Linked DNA regions of Homo sapiens: region 2 is linked to region 1. Evidence: chromatin loops called from intact Hi-C (ENCODE). Cell type or tissue: adrenal gland. All regions are shown on one strand. Each heading gives the region's core, and the rest is flanking DNA. Links, peaks and the distances in the headings are about the cores only.

What was found. Hi-C counts contacts between places; a loop is a spot of excess contacts. Peaks named below come from ENCODE experiments on the same cell type or tissue, not always from the same donor. Only the 100,000 strongest peaks of a DNase experiment are listed, where the experiment ranks them.
Region 2: a loop joins it to region 1, with 8 times the contacts of the local background. A loop is called at or near these places in 18 of 110 quality-filtered maps.

Annotation. Positions count from the first base shown.
Region 1 is chr5:108,627,108-108,638,398 of GRCh38, reverse strand. No RefSeq gene overlaps it. Among named protein-coding and RNA genes, the nearest start is that of LINC01023, 96 kb to the left of the region's middle. In adrenal gland, for the core only: no CTCF peak of the experiment used is centred there; no DNase peak of the experiment used is centred there.
Region 2 is chr5:109,450,158-109,461,448 of GRCh38, reverse strand. LOC105379117 (a long non-coding RNA gene) reads right to left here and starts at 10,005. Exons shown (of 8, transcript XR_001742838.2): 1 at 9,696-10,005; 2 at 5,530-5,773. In adrenal gland, for the core only: no CTCF peak of the experiment used is centred there; a DNase peak (open chromatin) is centred at 5,577; H3K27ac peaks cover 271 bases.

The DNA of each region.
Region 1 (11,291 bases), core at 1,028-9,027:
TTAAGCAGTATCTAGATTTAATGATTTTCAGAATTTTTATACTTACAACCCTTTAAAAGTTAAAAATATGTCATGCTTCCCAGAACATTATAGTAGTAGAATATTTAGTAGCCATTGATTGAGAAATTATCTAATGACTAAAGCAGAAGCTTTTGAACACATCCCAGTAGCAACTGAACAAGTCCACAAGTTTGAAAAATTGAATAGAAGTGAGTCACATTAATCCTTTTTAGGTAGTGCTTAGTATGCATACTCTTCAACTCAGTGTCTGCTCAGAAGTTTGCACCCACCCTTTCCCCATGTTCCCTCCTTCCCCCCTACAGACTTCCCCGAAGAATCGACATATTTCTTTAGCAGCTTCTTAATTCATAATACTTATTGGTTTTGCCCAGAATGCAAGCTAAAGCTTCTAGCTTGACCTAATTAGATTTTACCTTAAAACCACAGAAAGTTGGAGCTGGAAGGAATAATAGAGGTCATCTAGTTTTACCTCCTTAATTCCCAAATAAGAAAACTAAGACCCCAAGGCTTACAAGCAGCTGCCCTGGGGCACAGAGAATAGGACAGAACCAGGTTCTTCTGGTAGCATTCTGGTCCCAGTCTCTGCCTGGATCTGGTGCACAGAGCTACTAGGCCTGCATCTGGAGCACTGGTCACTCCAAACGGCTAGAAGTTTCTCCAGTATCAGGCTGTGTCCTGCTGCTAGCATATTATTTGTGTAACTCCTCTTGCCCAGAATCGATTTCTCCCCACAATTACTTGGTAGCAATTTAGTTCATCTTCCAGACTCAGCTAGAGTAAAACCTTCCCATGAAGCATCTTTAGACCCTCAAATAAGACACCCCACCTCTTTTGTGCTTCTACTGTAGAAATAATAAGAATAATGGCTAACATTTACTGAGCACTTACTACATGCCAGTAACATTACATGTTACATCTCACTTAATCCTCATAACATATTATGCCATAGGAAGTATTATTTGCCTTTAGCTTAAAAATAAGGAAATGGAAGCTTAGGGATATTGAGTAATTTGTATAAGTGTCAGAAGTGAGATGCTCCCTCTCACAGTGTGAGTCAAGTATCACACACTTAACCACTCTGTTATGTTGCTGTGTGTTGCACAACAGTTGTAGCACAGCATTCATAACATCTGAGCGTACTTATGTTTTGATGTATGTCTTTCACTCCCATTAGACTATAAGCACCTCAGAGAAAGGAATAATATTTTATCTGTCTTTTTCCTCCCCATACCTAGCAGTTTCTGTCACAGAGTATGTTCTCAATGTATATTTGCTAAATGAATGAATGCATGAATGAAATAATCACTGCATAGGTGGTTTTTAAAGTGCAGTTCCAAAAGAATTCATGCATAATGATCGTTTATAAGTGAGAGGGCAGAACTATTGATTTATCTGCGTGAATGATGACTTCCCAAAATAGATACAAACTGTGGCAAAAATGTCAGATAATAGAAGGCTTTATATATTAGCAGAAGCAAATATTGCTATAGGCCAGTATGGAAACTTCAGATTTCTTCCTCTCTCAATCCCTTTCTCTCTCCCCAGGCCCCTCCTTGTTAAGGAAGAACACAGAGGAAGCAGAGAACATGGAAGTAGCATTAGAGTGGAATCAGGAGAGCTGGACCCAAACCCTGCAGTCACTTAGCTTCCGGTGAGACTCTGGCATGTGAGATGACCTGAAAAAACCACTCTTTCCATTTCTTCTAAGCAGGGATATGCTTCTAAATGCTCTCTAAGGCCTTTCAGATGCAAACATTCTGGAATTCTAAAATTCACCAGGTGGTCTGTGGGCTGATCCAAAATGAAAGTCATTTAAAAAAAAGTCTGTTATTTTGGGCTTCCCCAAAGCATATATTTTCTATATTGCAGATTTGAAGCCGCATTTTAAAAGACAGAAAATAAAGATTTTAAAAATTAAAACTAAACCTGCACTTCTTTTGCAGGGGCAAGGCCCCCAAAGATTTTGCATTTGTGGTGGTGGAAAGAATTAGAACAGGCTAGGCACAGTGGCTCACGGCTGTAATCCAAGCACTTTGGGAGGCTGAAACAAGAGGGTCACTTGAGTCCAGGAGTTGCCTGGGCAGCAAAGCAAGATCCTGTCTCTACAAACAAATAAAAAATTACCTGGGCATGGTGGCATGTGCCTATAGTCCCAGCTGAGGTGGGAGGATCATTTGTTTGGGCCAGGGAGGTTGAGGCTGCAGTGAGCCATGATTATACCACTGCACTCAGCCTGGGTGACAGAGTGAGACCCTGTGTCAAAAAAAAAAAAAAAAAATTAGAAGAGTTCTTACATATAGGAGGGTTTTAGCCAGAAAAAGCAGGAAAGGGGCTGAGCTAATCCCCTAGCCCATCTTGGTCTACCTGTCTGTCACATGGAAGGGTGGGAGCTCATCAAAGTTCTTTTCTAGAGCAAACATTCCACGCTTTCATGTGCTCCTGAAATCAACGCAGGATCTCTCTTCACACAACCAGTGAGGGGGAGCCCCCATTTGGAAGCCCCTGCCACTGTGTTACTACTTCTTCCACTGCCTTTCTACTGATGTTGTGGCTTTGGTCATGTCCATCATCACTTTATGACCATTATAAGGTCAAATTCAATTGCTTCTGTTTTTGTTTGTTTGTTTGTTTACTTTGATCCCTATCTATATTTTTTGGGGGGATGCTTGTGAATTATCTTAGGAAAGGCAAATGCTCATGTATGTCATATTCTAGCCATAAATCAAGGGGTCTGCACCTATCTCTTACAATCAGAAAAATACAATATGTATGCATTTAACATGGGACTTTAGCCAGGCATGGTGATGTGCATCTGTAGTACCCGCTATTTGTGAGGCTGAGGCAGGAGGATCACTCGAGCCCAGGAGTTCAAGACCAGCCTGGGCAACATAGCAAGACCTCATCTCTAAATAAATAAATAAAAAGGAAAAAATAAATAAACTGGGATTTCCCTTGGAATGAGTATTCTTAATTTTATAAATAAATGATTTGGTTTGACACTTGAAATTATCTTCATTTTTAATTTTCATGATTTTTCTCATGAAATATATTTTGCTTTAAAAAATAATATAGTGTTTGAAATTAGCCATAAATGTCCATGATTTAATTAATATAAGGTGCTATGACATTTTTAGTGATAAACTATGAAAATCACAGCACACAAGTTTCCCATAGATATTTTTGGAGAAATTATGTCAGCTGTTCTTATAAAGCTTCCTTTTATCCTTTACCACTTTCCTTTTTAAACTTGCTATATATATTTACAGAACAGCAAAATTTCCCCACAAGATGTTTTAATTTGCATTTCTCTCAATGACTAATCTGACATACCAGATAGGAGATTCTTATTTTTTCCATCACAGTAAATGCTAACCAAGTATTTTGTTTTTGTGAATTGAGAAATCTAGCAATAATAGACAAGAAATAAAGAGTCCAGTGTTTGCATATCCTCTTTCTCAAGATGGCCATATTTTTGAGATTATCCTTTTTGCAAAATGGTAGTCCACGTTTCCATTTCAGTAACTTTGCTGTAATGGAAAGTCATACAAGTGTTGCCAGAATCAATAGTTTAGATTCTTGTATCTGTCTCAGACAGCAGGGTTGCTGTATACAATGTATTTCCATTTGATATTACCAGAGTTTCTTATTTGTAGTTATCTTTTAGGATAGTGTGATCTGAGTTTACTCCCAAAGTGATACATGATTTTATTTTCTTGTTTTTTTTTTTAAAAAAGAAAAAAACACATTTTCTCATTTGTAAAACATTGAGTAATTATTCATTTTTTTTGTCTTTGTACCAAGAAGAAGGAAGCATTTACCCATTTCTGTCTTATCTGTCACATTAGTTGGCAAGCTAATCCTCCATGAGCTTCCATTGGATGTTTTTCTCCCAGCTATTTATAGTCAACTAATGGTCACTTTTCAGGAATTTTTGTCTGTGTTCCACATGTTTGATTGTAACAAGGCAGTTAACTGGCAAGAAGTTTCAATGAGGAGGCCCCTCAAAAACTGGCTTCAGGATTTTCCATAACTGTTGCTGCTTAGAAACAGGACTTGGGAAGTATTCATTCTGCACTTGTCACCAATGACAAACTGAGGATCTACAATAAATTGAGGCATCCCCATATGAATGGTAGTCCAGGTTCCTAAATGTAGACCACATGTGTAATTGCACTGTTTCTGCTGGTATTTACACACTTTAAGTAAATCTTGCATCTGGCCAATGGGATACATCATCTAGGAAATCCCTCATGACTGTGAGAATGGAAACCACTAAGTTCAAAGGGTAGCCAGGAGCTGAGGCTGAAGGAAGGCAAAAACTAAAAAAGAGAAAAATATTTCAATTTGTGAAATAAATGAGACAAGCAAATTGCCTGACTTATTGGTACCTTTACTTTTGAAACAGTCATGAAGATTTCTTGGGAAGGTAGGCAGAAGGACCAGAGACTGAGAATGGGAGCAAGGCAGAGGTTAAACAGACATCTCCAGACTGAGATATGAGTAAAAACCATTTCCAAAGCTGGAGAGCGCAGGACTAAGTTGTCCATTCAGTAGCGTTTATTGAGTACCTACTGAATGTGTCACTGATTATATTACTATGCATTTCCAGCTCACTACTAAACAGATTGCTACTTTGCTGGCATTGCTGCCTTGAGTGGACAGGCATTGCTGTGTCTGTCTAGAACAGTACCCCTTCTTCTCTGGGGAATCATTCTTCACTCATTCCAACCATGTGGCTGTGTTGAGGGAGGCCACTCATCCTCCCTCTATGAGGAGTGGGTACCTAGCTCAGATAAGTCAAGCTTTATACCCATTCCTGCTTGCCACAGTGACTGTACGAGGGTGTATGACCTAGGTCAAGCCAATCAGAGTCCTTTCTCAGAATTTTTCTAACTGCAGCTGGTAGGGCAGATCCCTCTTTCATCCCTTGTCGTGAAATTGTCAGGATGTAAGCCTAAATCTGGCTATCATTAGAGTCTTATAAAGACAGCTGGCCTGGACGACCAAAGCTGACATTCAGAAAGAAGAGAAGTTATTTGAAGAAAGACACGGAGAAACATTGACCTGTTGGCTTTTGAGGTCTGTATCCAATCACCTGTAAGGTCAGATCCCAGGTATTCCATGGCATTATGTGGGCTGATTCACTTCTTCTCCAGAGAGTTAGAACTGTGTCTCTGCAACTTGCAACTGAGAATCTTGAGTATCCATTGAAATTTGTTCTTTTGTTAAGATGGTTGTCATGATAATACTAGAAGAGGTTTTAAATGGGAGGCCGAGGCGGGTGGATCACGAGGTCAGGAGATCGAGACCATCCTGGCTAACACGGTGAAACTCCGTCTCTACTAAAAATACAAAAAATTAGCCGGGCGTGGTAGCAGGCGCCTGTAGTTCCAGCTCCTCGGGAGGCTGAGGCAGAAGAATGGCGTGAACCCGGGAGGCGGAGCTTGCAGTGAGCCAAGATCGCGCCACTGCACTCCAGCCTGGGTAACAGAGCGAGACTCCGTCCCCCGCCCCCACTGCCCAAAAAAAAAGGGTTGAAGAGGAAAGGCATATACTGGGAAGATGGAGGCAGAGGTAGTGTGGAGAACTGCATTCCCAAGTCTCGGCCCCAGGAGAAATCACCAAGCCCTCAGTCAAGAGCAGAGAAGGCAAGGGCCAAGCCACAAGCCAGCGATTATAATCTGACAAAAAGAAGAGATTGCTGGTTTACCATTCAGTTGCTGGATCTGTTCTGAACTAGCGTAGATAATAGCTTATCATGGTTAGGCTATTAATGCATTACCAAAGCACAAATGCTCAGGTCTATTTTCTGAATCCTGATTTGATATTTTGTAGTTTAAGAAGTCGCTCTACTCAAATAGTGCCAGCATTTAGCTCATCTGTCTTCTTTTCAGATTAAGCAGAAACCAGACACCAAAAAGAAAAATAGTAAAACCTTGAATATCCTGGAAGAGGCAGGAACAATAGAATGGAATAGATGTTAAGCAACAATGACACATTTTAGGCCTTGTATTGATTTAAAGAAAGTAACTAAAAGTAAGTAAATATTCATTGGAAGATTAGTAACTGCAAATAACTGAAAACCCAACTCAAACTGGTTTGAGCATGACAGATAAATTATGCTTTACATCGTTTATGTGGGGGTGTTCAGGTGACATTGACTTGGGTCATATCCCTTTCTCTGTAATTCTCTAGGCTTTTCCAGGTTTTCAGTGAGGGCTTCTCTTAGAAAACACATGCTTCACTTTTCTTTGTTTTTGTACAAGCTCTGTTAAGACTAAGCTTGCCTTTTTATTTTATGATCCTTCTGAAGACCACAGGCATTCTAACCCATTGAGTTTTGTCAGGTTTTCTAGTGCTACAGCCTCAGAGGGCATGTGGTCACAATCCCTGTGTTTAACCAGCTGATGTGCTATCACATGACAATGATCGCCAATTTCCCAGACTAGAATAAAGGTCCACTACCTTCTACCTAATTTTCATTCAGCAACCCTGGCAATTTACAGTCTGTTACTTTCAACTCCACATTCTTGGGAACAAATTCTGGGTCCATTAAGATGTATTTGGTTGGAAGTAACAGAACATGCAGAGTAACAGAACATTCAGCTTAAGCACTGAAAGTGCTTTATTGGCTCATGTAATACACAGTTTGGCTCACACTGGTAATACCAGCACTTTGGGAGGCTGAGGCATGAGGATCCCTTGAGGCCAGGAGTGTGAGAACAGCCTGGCAACATAGTGAGACCCCATCTCTCCAAAAATAAACAGTTTGGTGGTCATGTGGCTTTAAGCCTGGTTTCATCAGGGCTCTGGCTCCACTTCTCTGGAGTGCTTGGCTGTGCCCCTTCCCTGTGTTGGTTTGGGTTTCAGGCTGGCCTCCCTCATGGTAGTGGCATGGCTGCCAATGGCTAACAAGGCTACATGTTTCTTGTTTACAAATAATTTCTTTCTAAATTTCACAGTTTTTGTGTCATATTAGTGGAGAGGCAAGGGAGTTCTGGTCCACAACTAAGTTGTAGGTAATAGTTCCCCTTCCCTACATAGTAACCTAACAAAATGTAAACCCTTCGCAAAATTAGGAGACAGGAAACCTCAGCCCACTAATTAATTTTTACAAGCATTTTTTTTTAGGGCACCTGACACTAAGCAGGTTTTTCTCTTATTAGACCCTAAGACCCATTTTTAATTCTTCTTGCCCTCAAATAGAACAATTTTCTTGTTTCCAGATTGATGTCTGACAGCAAGGAGGATGTACGGTGGTTGGTAATAATAGGAAGACCTTGGGAAAGGGGCTGTGAAAGGGGCTGTGTCGTAAAGAACATGCTATTATCCTACTTCTTCCCTTATGGCCTATTATGGGCTAAATTATGCCACTCACTCTCACATTCATATCTTGAAGTCCTAATCCTCAGTACCTCAGAATGGAACTGTATTTGGATATAGGAACTTTAAAGACGTAATTAACTTAAAATGGATTTTTTAGGGTGGGCCTTAGTCCAATATGACTGGCATACTTATAAGAAGAGATTAGGACACAGGTAACATCGACAAAGGAAAGAAGACGGCTATCTATAACACACAACTTTCTTCCTTCTCTCTTCTCTTCTCATCCTTCCCTTAGAATTATCAGTAGAAAGAGGAACAGGTCATTCTTCAGAGGAGAAACAGCTACTGGGACAATGTTACCACCCACCTTACGCACACACCCTGGAATTTAGAGACCTGGTTGTATGAGGATGTCTGCTCCTTCACTTCTATGCCAGCTCTGCAGAGGGTCCCTCGACACCACTTCACACCCAGGATAGTCATATTATAGACTCATAGATCTTGTTACTCTATTTTTGCTAAGGCATAAACACATCATAGTTTTCAAGTTGAATTCAAGCCAGTTCCTTAAGAATGAATTTAGGTATTGGAATAGTTTATGTATAAACCTGCGTTTATTTAGTATGTCCAACCACATGTTCAATTGGAAAGGAAATAACAGGTTATGAGGAAGATATAGTCAGAGGAGTACCTATAAATATGCTAAGGCAGAGGCCTAGCCCTCTTCTCTGTGTCTGTGAAATGTGCAGAAATGTCCAGGAGAAGGCCTGGGGGAAGTCCAGGGAACATGCTCCCTCCTTCCTTAAATAAATTATGGGAAATTCCCAAAGAAAAATAGCAGAAGGAGGAAAATTTGGAAAAGGCAACATAAATAACTCAGAAGTCACAGCAAACAATATTAGATTTGATGGTTCAAGCTTATAATTCTCTCCCCAAAGTGCCATCCTTTGAGAGCTTACATGGAACTATGTTTAAAACACCGCCTTTTCTGTCACTCTGCCCTTTGTGATTTAAATGCCACAACTAAGCAGAGTACAACCTGACACCACCTCAGTCTTGACAACAGATCAAGGACCACAGCATCTGCTGCTGGGTTGGGTACAGCTGTGAGTTCAGCTGGTGGACAACCAGTCTAAATTGCTCATGGCTGCTGTCTCAGAAGAGCTCTCACTTCTCACCCAGGCAGCTATCCTGTTTCCCAAGCTGCTCAAATGCCCAGCAATTTGATCATGTGATAAATATAAATAAAGTTTTTGGTTTTCCTCATCCTTCTTTATTATGAACACTGGGTGAAGCCAACTTAAAGGAATAAGTGTTCACGGAAAAAAATAGTTATTGTGTTATCATTGTACAAAAAACAGGTGGGTGCAAATTCCTCACTTAATTGCTTTGTTTGGTTTGGTTCATTTCCTTCCACCCAGACCTTCTCCCTCTCTCCATAATCTCTTTTGTATTCTGCTCATAGATCTAGGCCCTCGTCCCCAAAGAAAGAAAGCTAAATTGTTTTTAGATAAAAGTGTCATCTGCCTCCCTCAAAATGGGAAATTCAATCATACAAATGATCGTACAAATGACTGCGGAGGCTGGTTCTCCATTTCCAATGTGGTGTCACTTAGAACGAGATGTTCCTCAGCATCTGTTGTGCACTATTATGGAGGCTGAAAGCCCATGCCACCAATCATAGCAAAGGACACCCAAAGCTGCTGGACTCCGTCCTCAAACAAATTACTTCAGGCTGTAAAATCTTAATTGTCAACAGCAACCAAAAGAGCAGATTGCATTTGGGAAGTCCAACGTACCATGCTTGGAGTACAAGCCAGAGACAGAAAATGGGAGCAGGGACTTGCTGTGTGGTCAGGGGACCAATGAGTGCCCCTTCTAACTGTGGACTCCTCTGTGAGGTGAAGGTATACGGGATCTGAGAGCCACAAGAGGAGAAGGGTCACAAAGCTTGGTTTCATGTCAGCTGGCCTCAGCCAAACCTCTACCCTCTCATTCCAACAAAATATTTTCCTGCGACTGCTGCCCTTCTCTGTTGGATATTGTTCTTTAGGTACATTTAGAACATGTTTTAAAGGTCTATCCCTTTTAGTAGATGCAGTTTAAGGACAAGTTTAATTTATGAAATACATATATCATACAGTCTTATGATTGAAGGAAAAAGGACTAATGATTTGAGATACCTGGCAGAGAATAATTCAGTGGAAATGTACAACAAAGTCATTCTAATGTGCTCAGATAACTATTATCCCCACAAGATGGCAGACAATAAATTAAAGTGCATCAGCTTTTTCATTTGGCATCCACAAAGATGGTAAAGGGAAAGGGAATAAATATTTACTGCATATCTGTCTGGGGCCAGGTCTCATTGTAAAAGATCTTCATATACATTATCTCATCAAGTCCTAGAAAACCTTGTTAGGAATTATTATTTCCATTTTTACAGGTGACGATATTGAGGCTGACACTACTTAAATTGCCCAAATTTCTACAAAGAGAGTGAGTGAAGTAGAATCTGACCTAGCTGACTCTGTGTTCTTTTCATTACATATTTCAATTTTGGTTATACGACTTTAAGAAAGTAGATATCAGTAAATCTTTCCTACCTTGGGTCCACTTGATTTTTAGAGTATGTGCTATATGGAAATATTATGTCTTTGGAAGCAAATTACTCATAACTCAAGTAATATAAGTTTCTCCTCAGTATTTCCACTTCCACAGTCTTCTCTTCCCTTTTCCTATTCGCATGAGCAAGAAATTTGTAATAATAGAGTAAAATAGTAATGCTAGGAAATATGTGATCATAGTCCTCAAAAAAATACTAAAGTTCTAGTCCAGGGGAACCCATGTAATTCCTCCCTTCATTGAAAATCATGAAGATCCCATGGGTCATGACAGCAAATGAAAGTCATGAAGAGAAATACCAAAAAAGAAAAACCCCAACACACACACACACACTGATGGTTTGGCTGGCTTGGCCACTGCTCCAATTGCTGGTATGGGTCTGAGGGTTTGATTGAGAGAGCCCAGGGCTTACATAGCTAAGGGACAAATAAGCCAGCTTATGCTCTGCAGGAAAAATGTGGAAAAATCAAGGCCAAAGGGTTAGAGGTAGGATAGAAGTTGAAGGTGCAGAGACAAGTGGTGAGAGTCTGATAGAAGCAGAGATCAAGGCAAGGTCAGGGCAGGAACAACACTGAAGGCAGTGACCACAAACAGCCTTGAAGCATTGGTAAATCTTTCCCATGTTCGGATTGCTCAGTCTTTCAAGTATAGTGTATGTAATGTGGGTTGTATGTGGTGGAGTGGACAAGTACCTAGGATGGAGAGCCACAAAAATTATCCATGCATTCTATATGGAATTCTTCTTCTTGTTTTTATCTTATTTTAGGGTGACTCTCCCCAGTGCCAATAACCAACACCTCCATTCTTCTTTGCAGAGAAAGCACTTTATCCTTTTCCTTTCTGTGAGGTTACTCCTACTGGACCTCTTCCTGATGCATACATGCTATTGCACTTCTATGTTACACATTTTCTTACCTTCCATTTTCTGCCATGTTTTCTATTATCTGTATTATTCCAAGTGCGATTTACATTTTTTTACTGAGTACTGTAGTCATTCATCTGTCTCCTTTTCATAAAAATCCCTAAAAAAAAGTTTTAATAAATAAAATATATTTTAATAAATAAAATAAAAAATAAACAAAGTATTATTGCCTGTAAAGACAGAAAAACTTAGAACATCAGCATTCAGATAGTCCTGTAGCCATGGTGCCCAATGGAAACCTGTCCTCTTATACAAACATTCCCTTTTAATATTATACAAAAAATCTGGTGTATTAGAAGTCCCCCTGGAAAAACAAAGTAAGCACTACTATAAACTTGCTTTGCAATACCTAGGCAAGGGACATTGTGACTCAACTTTGAATTATAAAACACTGAAG
Region 2 (11,291 bases), core at 1,375-9,374, 820 kb before region 1:
CAATTTGACTTCCTCTTTTCCTAATTGAATACCCTTTATTTCCTTCTCCTGCCTGATTGCCCTGGCCAGAACTTCCAACACTATGTTGAATAGGAGTGGTGAGAGAGGGCATCCCTGTCTCGTGCCAGTTTTCAAAGGGAATGCTTCCAGTTTTTGCCCATTCAGTATGATATTGGCTGTGGGTTTGTCATAGATAGCTCTTATTATTTTGAGATACGTCCCATCAATACCTAATTTATTGAGAGCTTTTAGCATGAACTGTTGTTGAATTTTGTCAAAGGCCTTTTCTGCATCTATTGAGATAATCACATGGTTTTTGTCATTGGTTCCGTTTATATGCTGGATTATGTTTATTGATTTGCATATGTTGAACCAGCCTTGCATCCCAGGGATGAAGCCCACTTGATCATAGTGGATAAGCTTTTTGATGTGCTGCTGGATTTGGTTTGCCAGCATTTTATTGAGGATTTTTGCATCGATGTTCATCAGGAATATTGGTCTAAAATTCTCTTTTTTTGTTGTGTCTCTGCCAGGCTTTGGTATCAGGATGATGCTGGCCTCATAAAATGAGTTAGGGAGGATTCCCTCTTTTTCTATTGATTGGAATAGTTTCAGAAGGAATGGTACCAGCTCCTCCTTGTACCTCTGGTAGAATTCGGCTGTGAATCCATCTGGTCCTGGACTTTTTTTGGTTGGTAAGCTATTAATTATTGCCTCAATTTCAGAGCCTGTTACTTGTCTATTCAGAGATTCAACTTCTTCCTGGTTTAGTCTTGGGAGGGTGTATGTATCGAGAAATTTATCCATTTCTTCTAGATTTTCTAGTTTATTTGCATAGAGGTGTTTATAGTATTCTCTGATGGTAGTTTGTATTTCTGTGGGATCGGTGGTGATATCCCCTTTATCATTTTTTATTGCATCTATTTGATTCTTCTCTCTTTTCTTCTTTATTAGTCTTGCTAGTGGTCTATCAATTTTGTTGATCTTTTCAAAAAATCCTGGATTCATTGATTTTTTGAAAGGTGTTTTGTGTCTCTATCTCCTTCAGTTCTGCTCTGATCTTAGTTATTTCTTGCCTTCTGCTAGCTTTTGAATGTGTTTGCTCTTGCTTCTCTAGTTCTTTTAATTATGAAGTTAGAGTGTCAATTTTAGATCTTTCCTGCTTTCTCTTGTGGGCATTTAGTGCTATAAATTTCCCTCTACACACTGCTTTGAATGTGTCCCAGAGATTCTGGTATGTTGTGTCTTTGTTCTCGTTGGTTTCAAAGAACATCTTCATTTCTGCCTTCATTTTGTTATGTACCCAGTAGTCATTCAGGAGCAGGTTGTTCAGTTTCCATGTAGTTGAGTGGTTTTGAGTGAGTTTCTCAATCCTGAGTTCTAGTTTGATTGCGCTGTGGTCTGAGAGATAGTTTGTTATAATTTCTGTTCTTTTACATTTGCTGAGGACTGCTTTACTTCCGACTATGTGGTCAGTTTTGGAATAAGTGCGGTGTGGTGCTGAGAAGAATGTATATTCTGTTGATTTGGGGTGGAGAGTTCTGTAGATGTCTGTTAGGTCCACTTGGTGCAGAGCTGAGTTCAATTCCTGGATATCCTTGTTAACTTGCTGTCTCATTGATCTGTCTAATGTTGACAGTGGGGTGTTAAAGTCTCCCATTATTATTGTGTGGGAGTCTAAGTTTCTTTGTAGGTCTCTAAGGACTTGCTTTATGAATCTGGGTGCTCCTGTATTGGGTGCATATATATTTAGGATAGTTAGCTCTTCTTGTTGAATTGATCCCTTTACCATTATGTAATGGCCTTCTTTGTCTCTTTTGATCTTTGTTGGTTTAAAATGTGTTTTATCAGAGACTAGGATTGCAACCCCTTCCTTTTTTTGTTTTCCATTTGCTTGGTAGATCTTCCTCCATCCCTTTATTTAGAGCCTATGTGTGTCTCTGCACGTGAGATGGGTTTCCTGAATACAGCACACTGATGGGTCTTGACTCTTTATCCAATTTGCCAGTCTGTGTCTTTTAATTGGAGCATTTAGTCCATTTACATTTAAGGTTAATATTGTTATATGTGAATTTGATCCCGTCATTATGATGTTAGCTGATTATTTTGCTCATTAGTTGATGCAGTTTCTTCTTAGCCTCGATGGTCTTTACAATTTGGCATGTTTTTGCAGTGGCTGGTACCGGTTGTTCCTTTCCATGTTTAGTGCTTCCTTCAGGAGCTCTTTTAGGGCAGGCCTAGTGGCGACAAAATCTCTCAGCATTTGCTTGTCTGTAAAGTATTTTATTTCTCCTTCACTTATGAAGCTTAGTTTGGCTGGACATGAAATTCTGGGCTGAAAATTCTTTTCTTTAAGAATGTTGAATATTGGCCCCCAGTCTCTTCTGGCTTGTAGAGTTTCTGCCGAGAGATAAGCTGTTAGTCTGATGGGCTTCCCTTTGTGGGTAACCTGACCTTTCTTTCTGGTTGCCCTTAACATTTTTTCCTTCATTTCAACTTTGGTGAATCTGACAATTATGTGTCTTGGAGTTGCTCTTCTCGAGGAGTATCTTTGTGGCATTCTCTGTATTTCCTGAATGTGAATGTTGGCCTGCCTTGCTAGATTGGGGAAGTTCTCCCGGATAATATCCTGCAGAGTGTTTTCCAACTTGGTTCCATTCTCCCCTTCACTTTCAGGTACACCAATCAGACGTAGATTTGGTCTTTTCACATAGTCCCATATTTCTTGGAGGCTTTGTTCGTTTCTTTTTATTCTTTGTTCTCTAAACTTCTCTTCTCGCTTCATTTCATTCATTTGATATTCCATCACTGATACCCTTTCTTCCAGTTGATTGAATCAGCTACTGAGGCTTGTGCATTCGTCATGTAGTTCTCATGCCTTGGTTTTCAGCTCCATCAGGTCCTTTAAGGACTTCTCTGCATTGGTTATTCTAGTTAGCCATTCATCTAATTTTTTTTCAAGGTTTTTAACTTCTTTGCCATGGGTTCGAACTTCCTCCTTTAGCTTGGAGTAGTTTGATCGTCTGAATCCTTCTTCTCTCAACTGTCAAAGTCATTCTCTGTCCAGCTTTGTTCCGTTGCTGGTGAGGTGCTGTGTTCCTTTGGAGAAGGATAGGTGCTCTGATTTTTAGAGTTTCCAGTTTTTCTGCTCTGTTTTTTCCCCATCTTTGTGGTTTTATCTACCTTTGGTCTTTGATGACGGTGATGTACAGATGGGGTTTTGGTGTGGATGTCCTTTCTGTTTGTTAGTTTTCCTTCTAACAGTCAGGACCCTCAGCTGCAGGTCTGTTGGAGTTTGCTGGAGGACCACTCCAGACCCTGTTTGCCTGGGTATCAGCAGCGGAGGCTGCAGAACAGCGGATACTGGTGAGCACCAAATGTTGCTGCCTGATCGTTCCTCTGGAAGTTTTGTCTCAGGGGGGTACCCGGCCGTGTGAGGTGTCAGTCTGCCCCTACTAGGGGGTGCCTCCCAGTTAGGCTATTTTGGGGTCAGGGACCCACTTGAGGAGGCAGTCTGTCAGTTCTGAGATCTCCAGCTGCGTGCTGGGAGAACCACTACTCTCTTCAAAGTTGTCTGACAGGGACATTTAAGTCTGCAGAGGATTCTGCTTCCTTTTGTTTGGCAATTCCCTGCCCCCAGAGGTGGAGTCTACAGAGGCAGGCAGGCCTCCTTGAGCTGCGGTGGGCTCCACCGAATTCGAGCTTCCTGGCCCCTTTGTTTTCCTACTCAAGCCTCCGCAATGGTGGGCACCCCTCCCCCAGCCTCGCTGCCACCTTGCTGTTTGATCTCAGACTGCTGTGCTAGCAATGAGTGAGGTTCTGTGGGCGTAGGACCCTCTGAGCCAGACACAGGATATAATCTCCTGGTGTGCCATTTGCTAACACCATTGGAAAAGAGCCGTATTAGGGTGGGAGTGACCCGATTTTCCAGGTGCTATCTGTCACCCCTTTCTTTGACTAGGAAAGGAAATTCCTTGGCCCCTTGCACTTCCCCGGTGAGGCGATGTCTCGCCCTGCTTCGGCTCACGCTGGAGGCACTGCACCCACTGTCTTGCACCCACTTTCCAACACTCCCCAGTGAGATGAGCCCAGTACCTCGGTTGGAAATGCAGAAATCACCCATCTTCTGTGTCACTCACGTGGGAGCTGTAGACTGGAGCTGTTCCTATTTGGCCATCTTGGCTCTACCCTCTCCTGGCTTTTTATTAAACAATAAAATTAAAATGGAATTTATTTCATACTATTCAGGTAAAATTGGTTATATATATATATATCTCTTATTTAGCTATAAATAAACCCAGAAAGGAGGATCTGACAGGTTGGATGTCCTCCCAAGACTGCTAGAGACCAAGCTTTTCTCACAAGGGTGCTTTAATACAGAAAGAGATAGAGATGGCAGCAAATGGGATAGAAATATTTTTGTTTTAAGACACAAAACTTACTGTATGTAACCAATACATTTTAAAAAGTGTATAATAATAAGATTTATAATAATAGAGTATATCATATGTAAAGCCAGAAAAAAAATCCTTGGTTTACCTGTTTGGATTGTTTGGAAACTAACACTTCAACAAATAATCCTTTGAAATCAGAATTCTATCATTTTCATTACCTCATTTCCCCAAATGGAAAACTGTCTTTTTAACATTCTTACTTTATTAGATAAAGTATGTGATGGACATAAAGATTTTATCCCTCCTTAGGTACATATAAATCTTGTATTTCTGTTGCATTTCACCTACCTTAAGAAAAAAAAAAGAAAGAAAAGTAAAGTAAGAAAAGATTGCAGAAGCTTTGTAGCATTGAGAAAATGCATTATAGCATTTCAGAATATTTTGTTTGCTTGACTGAGAGCCAGAAATGATTAAACACTAAAATACAAATAAAATGTTTCTCAATCCAAATAGATTGGAAAAGATTTTCTGTGTTCCAATACAGTATAATTAACAAATGCAATAATGATTTTTGCCAAGGATTTATTACATGAATTTCATCAAAATGTTGATTTAGATCATTTGACCCATTAAACCCAATTTTAATTTTATATAAAAATTTTGGAAGTTTGTATATCTTGCTAATTTGATATGAATATTAGAGTATTATAGTTAGTCTAAATTTTTTCTTTCATTTATTTTTATTAAAAAAATATTTAGGTGTGCGTTCTCACTATGTTTGTCCAGGCTGGTCTTGAATTACTAGTCTCAAGTGCCTCCCCCTATCTCAGCCTCCTAAAGTGCTAGATTACAGGTGTGAGTCTAAATAATTTTGATTTAGTGTATTTAATACGTAATTCATTCACGTAGTTCAAAACTCAGAAACTTTAGAAGGTATGCAAAATATAAAAGTCTACCTTCTGTACATGATCCTTAGCTGCTCAGGGCCAGTCACCTCTATAAGTAACCACTGTTAGATTCTTATGAGTCATTCTGGTGTTATTCTGTATGAAAATGAGCAGATACAAGTACAGACCAATGACGCATTCCATTTCTCAGTTTGCTTGTCTTCTCTGTAGCAGTGACTGGCACTTACCACGCTCTGCATGTAGAAACAGTTACCCCTTGGCCTTTCTCCTGGCTTTCTCCTCCCTCTCTAGCACTCCTCTCCCTTCTCCCTGGCAGGCACTGTTTCCTCTGTGTCCGGTACAAACCAGTTCTTCTGTTTTCACATGACATATTCTTCCTGAGTGATCTCATCTATTCCCATCAGGCATAAATAAAGGTATTAGCATCAAAGCCATTTGTGGATGAAGAAAGTCTTTTCAGAAAAGATGAGTCTGCAGAATAAGGAGGAGACTGTTAGAAAAGAGCAACAGTAAGGGGATTTCTAAATGGAGGAAACAGCATATAGAAAAGCTAAATGGATAAAAGAGGGGCAAGACCACAAATGGAGTTACCAGCTCAATGTCTAACCTAAAAGATATTTGTTGCAAATGATGAACCAAATAATGAATAATGTTCAAGGAATATTTTTTACCAAAAGTAATTATTTCGCTAAGTCAACCATACAAATTGTGGAAACTGAATGAAAGGAAACTAAACTAAAAGAACTGAGTCTGCGTGCAAAGCAAAATGTGAATAAAATCGTAAATGAACACATGCTCTACGAGGAAACTAGTTTCTCAGCCTCCTGGTCATTGCCAGCATACTACTCTGCTTAGGTCACCTCTATGTGTGGAAAGGTCATCCAGACAGCTTTGCAGATTGGCAATTTGTGAACCTGTCTCAAGATCTATAAAACATATTGCAGCAGAACTTCAAAGCACACTTTGCCACATGGGTGGGAGACCTTTGTTTCCTTTTTTTTTTTTCTGCTTTTTAAGTCTGTAAACCATAATAAGGGCACATCAAAACCCTGTTGCTTTCTAATGTAACACAACAATGACATATTAAGTAGTATGAAAAGCATTAGCTTTCTTTTTGGATACCATTTTTTAAATAAACATTTTTTTTCTTAGACTTGCCATTCTCTCCGCTGAGAGAATAGTCTTCCAAAGTTGCAAATTCTTGTTCAAAAGCCAGAAGGAAAAGAAGCCATTCTGAACATACTTTAGCTGAAGAACATTTCTGCCCCTGTGAGGACAGCGTTCTGACTACCTAGATCACAGGATTTTTGCCTTTAGCAGAATACTTTTTGTTGATAAACCTTTATAATCTAAATTGATTGTTTCCATGTCTGTAAGATTCCCTTAGCTATATCTAAAAAGGACTAGGAAGAAACCCGAGGAACTGGTTCCTACTGCAGGAACAGACTGTGGTCATTGTCCTGTCACTTCATTTCCCTGGATTCCATTATCTTCCACTGTGCTAACATCACAGAACTGGTAAGAGAATCAGGTAAAATAAAATTACTTTTAAATCACAGATGCTATCATACAGGTGTAGGAATCTTCTAAACTTGGACCTACCTCTTGTTTGGGGTGATACCATACTTATATTTCTTTTTATCGCAATGAGATGGCAATAGCAGAATACCAATAGATAAAGCATTTCATATTCCCTTAATTCTCTGTGTGGTGCAAATGATAAACAATAGCTAAATTGCCTCCAGTTCTCTGCCTAAAGGTAGGACTCTTCATCCATCTGTCCTGAGCTCCGGTACCAAGGTCTCTCAGTTGGCAGTTGGGGAATAGATGACAAAAGCTTTTTTCCAAAGTTTTACATCCAAGTCAATGTGGGGAACCCCCACATTAAAAAGGGTAAATTCTGATTCTTTTTATCCTTTCCCCAGGGCAGAACTATGACCTCAATGAGAAATACAATTATAGCTTCATTGCAGGAGATTTACAGATATTACCCACATATTCTCACTATAAACATGTAGCCTCTCTTTCAGAAAAGGGCATGGTGACCATGGCATACTTTCCTGAAGAACAATGGTTTTGACCTAATGATCTTCAATGAGAAGAAAAAATGATATGGAAATGTCAGAGGTCTCAAGCCAATTTGGAAATTTTCAGGAAAGTGTTCTCATAACAAGAAGTGGCGTGGTATAATTAGAAAAGAGTTGTCCTAAAGTGAGATCTGAATTCTTGTCTGGTTACCCCATTTTGTTCTGTGTAACCTTTGTAAGTTACAACACTTGCAGGCTCTGCTTCCTTACCACCAATGCATGCCTACAATCTCTAAGCCCGCTTACAAGGCCAACACACTATGGTTTTTCTAATCATAGCTGTCTTTAATATTTTGAATCCTGATGTAACTTACTGGAGGGGAGAACAAAATGAAGTTTGAGTCTCTCAATGTTTTTCAGTGAGTTTTTAAAAACTGAACTTTTTAATCAGAGAGGCAAAATTTTAGTGGGGCTAATAAAGGCCTGACAATGACTTTCTTCTTTTCATTTAAATGTGGGAGGATGCTATCTGTATATGGGCTAATTTTGTCCACCACTGAACCAGAACAAATCCAACAAACTATGCCTGAATGTCTATCTCAGTGAGACTGCAAGGGCCACTGATGAATCAGAGTTAAGATGAGAGGAGATGAGGTCTCTATATCAAATGGATGATCTGTTTGTATCTAAAAGCCACTGTGTGCATAGGTCATGTTTTTAAAAGGGAAAAATATTCTCTGGCTACTTTAAATCCTATGAAGCAACTTTGGGGTTTCTATTCAACAGAACAAAAGGCAAGAACCAAGAGTTTTAAGTTCAGTTCAGACTTCAAATATCTGAGCATCAGCATGTCAATAAATACAGGCTAAAGTCACAGCTTCCCCAACATCACTGTCTCTCAGTTTACATACAATGTAAAAAAAGAATTTGATACAGCATCAGTCAAAGGTTTATCAACATATTATTTTAAGGTAATGAGATAAGGAGTTAAGTACACGGAAGTCATCTCACAGAAAGGTCGAATTTAACAACAACTACAAAAAATATGTTTTGATTTTCTCTAGACAAAGTCAATCTTAGTAAATTCAGATAAACAAAAAATAGAAATAATAAAAATCAACTGCAAGTCCAGCAATCTGTTAATATTTCCATGAGTTTCCTTATATTCTTTTTTCATGAATATATGCCTCCCAAAGTGCTGGGATTACAGGAGTGAGCCACTGTGCTGGGCCTGAGTCAGTTCTAAAGAAGAGACTGCAGCAGAAGTGGCTTGGCATGGCTTCCAAAGCTAGATCATGACAGGCTTCATGACTGAAGTAAAGAGTATTCGCTTTTCTTTGCCACACTTTCCTTATCTGTGAGATGAGAAAACTAATACTATCAATTTCATAGAATTATTTTTATAATATCATGGTTAATATACATGAAAGCCTTATCACATGTGGCTTGTAAGCAATATAAAATTGCAATCTACTATTTATTAAGTTGATTTTTTACTTTTTAGAAATTTCTGCCTGTATTTGGTATATATTCACATGTGGTTAAAGCTCTGCAGGTAACCATGAGTATTTTCTTAGAAATTTATAAACATAGAGTTGCTGGATCAAGATGTATGCATTCATTCAGAAAACACTGTCGAACTCGATTCTCACTTTGGAGTGAGAAACTCTGTTCTATAAAAGGCACATGGCATCAATTATCCTGATTTTGTGGGTGGATATTCCCATCACTTCTAAATCAGCTTTCATATTTTTATTAAAAAACTAGAAATAAAAAAGCAAAACATACTTGAGTTAGCAAGAAATCTTATGAACTTCTATGTCTTTTGCTACAGAACTAACAAGACAGAGTTTTCAGTTATTTTGCATAAAGTATCTAATTATGGGCCTGGGAATGGATGTGAATACAGCATAAAAAGATGTTATAATGGCTGGGTGGCTCATGCCTGTAATCCCAGCACTTTGGGAGGCTGAGGCAGGCAGATCATGTATGGCCAGGAGTTCAAAACCAGCCTGGCCAACATGGCGAAACACTGTCTCTCCTAAAAATACAAAAATTAGCCAGGTATGGTTGTGTACACCTGTAATTCCAGCTACTCGAGAGGCTGAGGCATGAGAATCTCTTGAACCCAGGAAGTGGAGGTTGCAGTAAGCCAAGATGGCACCACCACACTCCAGCCTGGGTGACAGAGCGAGACATTGTCTCACAAAAAAAAGAAGTTATAATTATATATATATATACAAATATATACACACACACACATATATGCCTATAAATTAAAAGCCTATATAAGTCAGAGTGCCTTGAATTGCAATGACAGGTAACTCAACCCAAAACGACTTAAGAAAAACAAATTATCAACTTACATATCTATTCATATTAGCTCAGGCAAGGCTGGATCCAGTATTCATCAAATTTCACTCTGTCTCTAACGCTTGATCTCTTAGCCATGCTTTCTTCTATGTAACTTTGTTTCCAAATGGCCTATCTTCAGGCCAGAGCCCCTGAAATTCCCAGGTTTATGTCTTCCAGTTTTATAACATTATAGTCAAAGTTCTTATTTGTAACTGCTCACTCTGACCCTGAGGATTAAACAGAAAAGGAGTTCATTAAAAGACTACTTTGCAGGCTACAGAATTGTTGTAAAGGCCAGAGAACCTTGCTTGCAGCCAAATTTCCAATATGCACAGTTTAAAGAAACTACAGCCAGCACCACCACTGCTGCTGCCACCAACACTGAGGGCTTTCTTTGCACTGCTGGCAAGAGTTCAAATACTGCTGGCATCAAGGCCATTCCAGGCCGAGGAACTCAATCATGCAATCACTGCCACCCCCAAAGCCATACATCTCAGTTGCTATCCTCAACAAATAGTGCCCCAAGAGCTTCCTTCTGTAAGTTGTTGACTTCTCAATCTAACTTTACTATATCTGAGTGATTGGTGAAGTCATCTAACTCACAGATTTGTTTCCTATAGCGAAAAGGATGGGGATAGCAGCAAGTTTTCTGTGTTCTACCTTGGTGAGACAAGCCTCATTGGAGAAAATTCTCTGAAACTTAAGAATTTTGTTCAAAGTTGCTGGGCCAGAAAGCATGAGGAATGTCTGGAAGAATAGCTCCAGGAGAGAGAGAGTCTTTTAATGTATTCTGCCAAAACGCTCAGATCTAATTTTTATGGTCCTGGCAAAGGTCATGTATTACAGCTTAGCAATCACTCTCCTGATTTGGGAACCCCTGATTTGTCATATGCCCACTCCTAGAGCTTGATGTTGCAGCCAGTCCCATTTGAACTAATAACAGAACTGACAGTCAAGGAAGAATAGACTGTGACAGCAAAATCACCCAGCGTCCCCCACAAAACCCCGCCCTGGTCTTTACAGGGCTCCACCAAACCCCTGAGCCTGTCGTCTCTACCTGCTCCTCCCTGCTGTTCACTGAACTACAATTTGTGACTAATTCAGTCTGCAGACCCCTGGCCACACTGCTGCAGAGCCAGAACAGCAGCGTTATGCAAATCGTACCTATTCTGCCACCGGGGTTCTGGAAACAAAAGATACGGAGGTAGAAAGAGAGAAGAGAATTTCTTTGGAGGAACTACTCTGCGGGCAAATGAGAACTGAAGGGGCAAAAAACAGAAAGAATGAAAAGTTTGTTTCTTAAAGGCAGAGATTTGTTTTCCCTTCCATAAGTAGCAAAGGTTTAGGCTATCTACTTTCTTGTTCTACTCTAGGCACGTATTTAGGGCTCTTCGCAAAAGAGGAAGAAAGAAAAGCAGAAAGAGGTGAAAGAACAAAATGTTGATGGCTCTACTCAGAGCCATTACTGAGAAGGATGTGGCACCACCTCACACTGCTTCATATGCCTGTGGGTGTGTATATATGTATAATATAACATATACATACACCACGATGTTCAATTTTATTTCTTCTTGCACACTGAAACATAAGTGAGATAGGAAGTGATA